3 separate regions of the Homo sapiens genome follow, and regions 1 and 2 are each linked to region 3. A link is a loop called in an ENCODE intact Hi-C map of the cell type or tissue named here. Cell type or tissue: CD4-positive, alpha-beta T cell. All regions are shown on one strand.

What was found. Hi-C counts contacts between places; a loop is a spot of excess contacts. Peaks named below come from ENCODE experiments on the same cell type or tissue, not always from the same donor. Only the 100,000 strongest peaks of a DNase experiment are listed, where the experiment ranks them.
Region 1: a loop joins it to region 3, with 7 times the contacts of the local background. A loop is called at or near these places in 13 of 110 quality-filtered maps.
Region 2: a loop joins it to region 3, with 4 times the contacts of the local background. A loop is called at or near these places in 11 of 110 quality-filtered maps.

What each region holds. Positions count from the first base shown.
Region 1 is chr22:37,259,722-37,262,221 of GRCh38, reverse strand. All of the region lies in intron 2 of LOC107985576 (a long non-coding RNA gene), which reads left to right. Among named protein-coding and RNA genes, the nearest start is that of RAC2, 17 kb to the right of the region's middle. RefSeq lists an enhancer at 1,082-1,621. In CD4-positive, alpha-beta T cell, CTCF peaks have their summits at 986, 1,185 (motif pointing right) and 2,449 (motif pointing left); a DNase peak (open chromatin) is centred at 1,191.
Region 2 is chr22:36,855,487-36,857,986 of GRCh38, reverse strand. The region is part of intron 1 of NCF4-AS1 (NCF4 antisense RNA 1); the gene reads left to right. Among named protein-coding and RNA genes, the nearest start is that of NCF4, 4.3 kb to the left of the region's middle. In CD4-positive, alpha-beta T cell, CTCF peaks have their summits at 1,250 (motif pointing left) and 1,449; a DNase peak (open chromatin) is centred at 1,446.
Region 3 is chr22:37,198,377-37,200,876 of GRCh38, reverse strand. It overlaps a transcript of C1QTNF6 not described here. Among named protein-coding and RNA genes, the nearest start is that of C1QTNF6, 11 kb to the right of the region's middle. RefSeq lists silencers at 1,147-1,326, 2,117-2,346 and an enhancer at 2,029-2,500. In CD4-positive, alpha-beta T cell, CTCF peaks have their summits at 1,208 (motif pointing right), 2,062 and 2,262 (motif pointing right); DNase peaks (open chromatin) are centred at 149, 1,356 and 2,236; H3K4me3 peaks cover 1,712 bases; H3K27ac peaks cover 1,517 bases.

The DNA.
Region 1 (2,500 bases), 61 kb before region 3:
GCTGCTGGGTGGATGGGGTCTTGAGCTGCATTCCTTCCCTGGGTGGCCTCCTGCTGCTTTAAATACTGACTTAGTCTCTGGAGTCCTAAAAGAAATGGAAGAAAACACAAATAAACGGAATGATATCTTGTGTTCATGAAATGGAAGAATCAGTATTGTTAAAATGTCCATAGCACCCAAAGAGCTACAGATTCAGTGCAATCCCTATCAAAATCCCAACGTCATTTTTCACAGAAAAAAAAAAAAAAAAACCCTAAACGTTGTATGGAACTACAAAAGGCCCTGAGTAGCCAAAGCAATCTAGAACAAAAAGAACAAAGCCAGAGGCATCACCCTACCTGATTTCAAAATATACTACGAAGCTGAGATCTCACCACTGCACTCTAGCCTGGGCGACAGAGTGAGACCATGTCTCAAAAAACAAAACAAAACAACAACCCCAGAAACTCATTTCTCAGAGTTCTGGAGCATGGGAAGTCCAAGACCACGGTGCCAGCAGATTCAATGTCCGGTGAGACCTGCTTTCTGGTTCATAGATGGTGAACTCGTCACTGTATCCTCACGTGGTGGAGGGGGCTAGTTAGCTCTCAGGGCCTGTATTATAAAGGTGACAAGCCCACTTACGAGGGCCCTTCCCTAATGACCTAATCATCTCCCAAAGGCTTCTCCTTCAAATGCCATCACGCTGGAATTAGTTTTCAACATATGAATTCAATATATACGTTCTCAGGGATGTAAACACTCGGTCAATAGCAAATGCCATCTACGTTGGGACAACTCCACGCTTATGCCTCCAGCCTGGACCCTTCCCCTTTTCCAGAATATTCTATCCAAACACTCAACAGCTTCATGTTCAACAGGCTTCTCACCCAAAATGTCCAGGACAGAAGCTTGATTCCTGGATGCTCTAAGCCCACTCCTCCCGCGGCCACCCCCTCCTAGTTAAATGGTGCCTCCATCCGCCAAGGTGCTAAGAATGAAACCCAACATCATTCTTGACTCCCTCAGCAAGTCCTAAAGCCTCTACAATACCAACTCTCCGTCCAGCCACTTCTTACACTTCCCACCATCACCTCCCTGGCCCAAGCCTCCGTCCCCTTGCCTGGACACTGCCATGGCCCCACCGGGTCTCTCAGCGTCCGCCCTGGTGTCACTGTGGCCTATTCCTCATATGGCCACCAGAGGGTGCCTTCTTGATCAGGATTCGCCGGTTTTTCTGCTCGCGCCCAGAAGAAATCCAGTGTGTGAGCGAAGGCTCCTTGGTCATTTTTTCATGGCGCTTTCACCACCTGCCACTGTGATTGTATTTGTTGCTAGCTTGTTTATTGTCTGTCTCCCACCTGGAATGTGAGCTCTCTGGGGGCAGGGACTTCTATTTGTACACTGCCATTTACCCAGAGAAATGGACCCAGAACGAGCTTGTTAACCATGGGATGCTGGCCTGACAGAGGACTTGCTGGCAAGGGCCGATCTTCTCCACCCTTCTCCCCGACTATTCAAGGAACCTTTCCCCACAACCTCCATGTCCAGATGCCCAGCATCAGAAGCCCCTGGACCACCCAGAGCTGGAGGATGGACACCCGGGTCCAGGGCTCCAGGAGAAAGGCAGGAGCCGGAAGGCCATGGGGGAGGGAGGGTGATTTTTCTAGTGAGAATGAAGCCTTGCCCAAGACCTGCCCATGGGAGGAGATGAGATGGGGATGGAGGGGTGCATTGTTTGGAGAGGAGAAGCCGCTCCACTTCTCCCGCCTCTGTGGACTAGCGTAGGGGTCCCCAGAGAAGCTTCATCTGTATTTACAGCTGCTCCTCGTTGCTCGCATTACTGCCTGAGCTCTGTCTCCTGTCAGATCAGCCGTGGCATAAGATTCTCATGGGAGCATGAACCCCGTTGTGAACTGCGCATACGAGGGATTTGGGTTGCAGGCTCCTTATGAGAATCTAATGCCTGATGATGATCTGTCACTGTCTCCCATCACTCCCGGATGGGACCGTCTAGTTGCAGGAAAACAAGCTCAGGGGTCCTACTGATTCTACATGATGGTGAGTTGTGTAATTATTTCATTATGTATTACAATTAATAATAGAAATAAAGTGCACAATAAATGTGTTTGCATCATCCCAAAAGCATCCCCCCAAATCCGTGGAAAAATTGTCTTCCACGAAGCCAGTCCCTAGTGCCTAAAAGGTTGGGGACCGCTGGGCTAGAGCAACGGCTGGTGCAGACCTCAGGGTGTTTGGTGCCTGAAGGTGGACAGGCAGGCTGGGCTGGGACTCTGTTCCTACCCTTCCACGATAAGGTTGGGACTGGGCTAAGAAAGGGAGGGGGTGAGTGGTGACTGCTGAGGGCCTAGAGGGGGCACCCCAAGGTCCAGTAGGAAGAGGATTTGGTTGGGTAGGAAGGGGAGGGGGCTTTGTCCCAGAGCGACGGGGAAGACAGGATGCCACGCGCAATCTGGAAATCTCGCAACGCCCTCTCCCGGCACTAACGCATCTCTACATT
Region 2 (2,500 bases), 340 kb after region 3:
CATTGACACTGGCATATTTTATTCACAGAAGAAATATAAAAGGAGCCTGGTCCTCTCTTCCTGCCAACTCAAGAACTTGAAGCAGTGAGTTAGGGGAAGGAAGAAAATTACCAGGGGCAGCCAAATGCAAGCGACAGTTCAGTGACAGCCTGACAATGATAAAGACCATGGAATACCAAAAAATATATATGTTCTCAAGAACTCAAAAAACAAATACCAGAGGCCATTCAGAGAAGGGCATCTCTGCATAACACCACTTACTAATGCCCATTCATAATCACATCTCCAGGAAAAAGTCTAATACACCAAGACCATGCCTGGGGGATCCCCAGAGCCTGAATGGGGACTGGATGTGCGAATCACAAAAGTGCACAGCACTTTTCAGTCCTTCCTCATGCAGGTGCTGGGGTATACAAGATAAACCATAGCCCCCATTTTGGACATGAGGAAACTCTCCTTTGAGCAGCCAGCGGCTGGGGCTGAGAGCTCCAGCCATAGGAACTGGAACTCTGTGATAGGGAGGAGGTGAGCCTCTTCTACAGGACCAGGAGATACCCTTGAGAGCTCATTATAGGTACTCAGCAAATCCCCACTGCCTACATCAGCCACTCTCCAGGGTAAGAGAAGGAAAATCCCTGATTGGACAGTGTAAGATTCCTGGGGATCCCTCACACACTGAATTCCCCAATCTTGACCCACATGTGTCTCCCTTTATAATTTATGAGGGGAACTTCACTGGACCTCCTCCCTGAGCCATAAATAGCCATCCCTGGCATGCCACCCAGGCAGGGAGGGTGTAGACGTGGCCAATTAGACAGCAAACTCCCTGAAGGCAGAGGGTCTTCTCTTCTCTGAGAAGCCCTGGCACACGGCTGAGCTGGGTCTAAACCTCGTGTGCCCTCGCTGTGTCACGCATTAGTTGTGCAAACTCTCCGACCATTGTTCAGTTTTCTAAATGGAGATAATATTTGCCTCTACATTATTAATTGGAGAGAAAAATTGCAGGATTATTGTATTATTCATTTCCAAATGTGTTGAGAACCTACTATGTGCCAGACACCCACTGTGTGCTAGGCCCTAAATGAAACACAGACACTGTTCTTGAGACACGCACTTACTAGAGGTGTGTTAACTAAGGGAATGAATACCAGATGTTTAGGACAGTGGCTCGCGCATAGCAGGTGGTCAATAAATTCTAGACGTTAATGTTATTGACGATCATTCCTTGCTGTGGCTTGGTCCCTCCCTTTTCTGTCTCCCTCTGCTGCACAGCTTGGTCCTCTCTGTCATACAACTAACGTTACATTCTAACTTTTTCCCGCAATCTGTCATCCGCTCTCATCACGCGGGGGCACCGGGACGCGCACTTCCCTGGCGGAACCGGCTCTGCGCTTAATCTAAATGTTGACGGGAACAGACCGCCAGGGGGCGCCGCGATCAGCAGCCGAGTCCCCGCTCCGCAGCGCCACCTAGAGGAGGTTGAATGCTATAAGCCGCACTAGAAGGACCCGGCCAAGTCGAGAGTCAAGTTGCAGCTGGCCAGGCAGAGCGCGCAGCCTGCTGGCTCAGACAACCTCTCCAGACAGCCCTATCAGCCAGAATCTGAGCTGCACTCAGGGGAAGCTTCCCCCAGGGGCTAAGAATCCTGAATCTCCTCTCCACCATCATAAATACGGTAACAGCCAAGTCACTCTGAGAGTTGACTGTGTAACCACCCCTACACCGTGAAATTGCCAGGAGGAGCACGAGAGCTAGCATTTGCAAAGCCCTTAGTACAGTGCCTGGCCCACAGCCTGGCTTGGTCCATGTTGGCTCTGATTGTTGTTACCTAATCCTCACACCAACCCCCATAAAATAGTGGTATTCTTATCCCCACCGGGAGATAAGGAAACCCAGGCTTTACGGGATTAGGAAAATAAACCAAAGCGGCTTGCTTAATGACCGGCAGAGTAAGATTTGGACCTCACATCAGTCTGGCTTCAAGACCCACACTTAATAACTGCTGTACTGGCCCTCATTCATTCATTTATTCACTCCACAAGCATTCATCTAGTATCACTCTGCACCAGGTAGAAAGGATATTGAGATGAATTCAGCACAACTGCTGCCCTCAGGTAGCTCACACTGCTGTTGAGGTACATAAATAAACACACATGCACAACACAGGCACATATACACATGCACACGCAGGCACACATACACATGCACAAACATGTATAAACACATACACATGCATGCACACACAGGCATATATACACATGCACACGCAGGCACATATACACATACACATGTACATATACACATGCACACATAGGCATGTACACAGAGACACATACATATACACATGTACATGTACACCTGCACACACATGCATGTACACACAGGCATATAGAAATGCACATACATGCATGCACACACATGCAAATATACACGTGCATGCATACCCATGCTCAAACATGTACACACATACAGAATCAAGTACAATTTGGGGAAAACCAAG
Region 3 (2,500 bases):
CATAGTTTAAAAACAAAACTATGAAAATGGGGGCTGAGTGGACGGGAGTGATGCTGGGCGTGGGGAGAGCTCTGAGGCCACTGGTGTCCCTGGTGGCCATGGCAGACAACACCCTCTGGGAAGACCCAACAGGCAGAGGGCAGCCCAGGCCCCATGGGGACCTTGGTTCCTCCCCAGAATCCCAGCAGGCCTCCAGCAAACCTCACAGCAGCGTGCACCACACTGAGGGGTGAATGACGGGCACACATGAGTGCACACCTGTGTGTGGAGGGTGAGACAAACCTTCATTTTCTCATAGGCTCAAAAAAAGTGCCTGGGCCGGCTGGGCGCGGTGACTCACGCCTGTAATCCCAGCACTTTGGGAGGCCGAGGCGGGCGGATCACGAGGTCAGGAGATCGAGACCATCCTGGCTAACATGGTGAAACCTCGTCTCTACTAAAAATACAAAAAAATTAGCTGGGCTTGATGGTGGCACGTGCCTGTAGTCCCAGCTACTCGGGAGGCTGAGGCAGGAGAATCGCTTGAACCCAGGAGGCGGAGGTTGCAGTCATCGGAGAACATACCACTGCACTCTAGTCTGGGTGACAGAGCGAGACTCCATCTTAAAAAAAAAAAAAAAAAAAGGTGCCTGGGCCACACTCAGGGTCCCCTGGGGTCCCAGACACCTCAGGTTCTGGCTCACACTCTCCTGGAACCCACATCCTCTGTCACCATCTTACAGGTGGAGAAACTGAGGCCTACGGTGGGGTGGGGTGTATCGGATCCTAGCAGGGGAAGAGCTGGGATGTGGCCTCTCCACCCTCCTGTCCGCTTTAAAGGCCAGCAAATGTGTCAATATTTGCTCAGGGGAACTGCTGGCTCAACAGGCCCCAGAGCCTGCCTGGTGTCTCCCTCTGTAAGATCAGGGGTTGCCTCTGAGCTCCAGCCAGGACCCTGCGCCTGCTCTTCAGAAGGGAGGGGCTCTCCCTGTTGGGCCTTATCAAACGGCAGCTGCCAGAGGGAGAACGGAACAAACGCACGATGCCCATTACGTGGTCGGCAGTGAAAGGTGAGCTCCTGGCCACGCAATCGGGTTTGAACCCCAGCGCCACTGCCTCTTAGCGCTGAGTGCCTTTGAGCCAGCCTCAGAACCTCTCGTAGACTCAGTTTCCTCATCCGAAAAAATGGGCTCCCACGCCCATCTCAAAAGCCTGTCGCAGGGCTGCGGGGACGGCTGGAGCGTGGCTCTGTGCTCCCCAGGCCCGGCAGGGGGCGCCGCGGGTCCTCAGGCCTCGCCCAGTAGCCGCGTGGTATCCGACCCGCAGCTCCGCTCGGCTGGACTCGTCTCTATTCGGCGACCCTTGGCTCCACTCGGCCAGGCTCGGCTCTACTCGGCTGTATTCGGCAGCACTCGGCCAGACTCGGCCTTGTTCCGATCTGCTCGGCTTCGCCCTACGCCGGAAGTGCAAAGGCAGTTTCCCGGCGCGGCTGTGGCTCCGCCCTCCGGGCGCGAGGCCCGGGTGGGCCAGAGAGGCAGGTCCTCGTCCCTCGGGCCCGTGGCGCTGTCGTGGATGTAGGGGTTCCGCTTGCCTGGGCCCTGGGCTATGCAGAGGGAGACACGAACCAGGGTTTGAGGGGGAAGCGGGTGGAGAGGGAGGGGCTCCCCGAGCCTGGCGTGGGGGCGTCTTTCGCCTTCGTTTTGCAGGGAGAAAGGGAGAGGTTGGCGCCAGCCGCACGCCCCAGCAGGCAGGCTCTGCCACTGTTCTGTCGTGTCGGGGGAGGAAGTTGCTGCCCCTCAGTGTCCCTGAGTCTCGGTTTCCCCTCCAACAATCAGCAGGTTTCCCGCCGGGGCAGAGGGCCTGGCGCGGAGCTGGCGCTCTCCAGACTCAGTTTCCCCTTTTGTAAAACATGACAGCCCGCCCAACTCCGCTGAACACCTTTGGGATCCGACGTCCTGAAAGCCCAGGACGGGGAACCTGGTTCCGGAGAGCGAAACTTTCCCCGGCCCCTGGGCGGTTCAACGTGGGGGAGTCGGTAGAACCAGGCCCGGGGCTCTCCTCGTGGGAGGAAGCCGGTTTGTGTGTGGGGGGTGGGGGTTGCTGCGGGGACTGCGGGGGTTTGGAGGAAGAAGCGAGTGCATGGGCGCCCTGGCCTGCCCCAAAGTTCCCTGAGGGGACGGGCTGGTGGGACGGGCGGGGGCCGGGGACCGGGGAGCGGGGAGCGTCCCGGGTTCCCGGGCGCGGGGGCTCTGCCCAGCAGGAGGCGCTCGCGTCTTCCTTTGTTGAAATTGATCTCTGCGCTTGAACAGTTAGATCTGTGACTTGCCACTCAGAGCCTACATAGCGGACGCCAGGAATCATGTTTACTGTCCTGTCTCCCTTTTTGACAGGCACACATTTTATTTTTTAAATACATGAAGCGCGCCGTGCTTTGTAAGCGCTGACTGAATGTGCCTATTTTCACACCCTCTCCTGACCCTGGGCTGGAACGTGGGCGAGTGCAGGATGGTGGCCAGGGGCT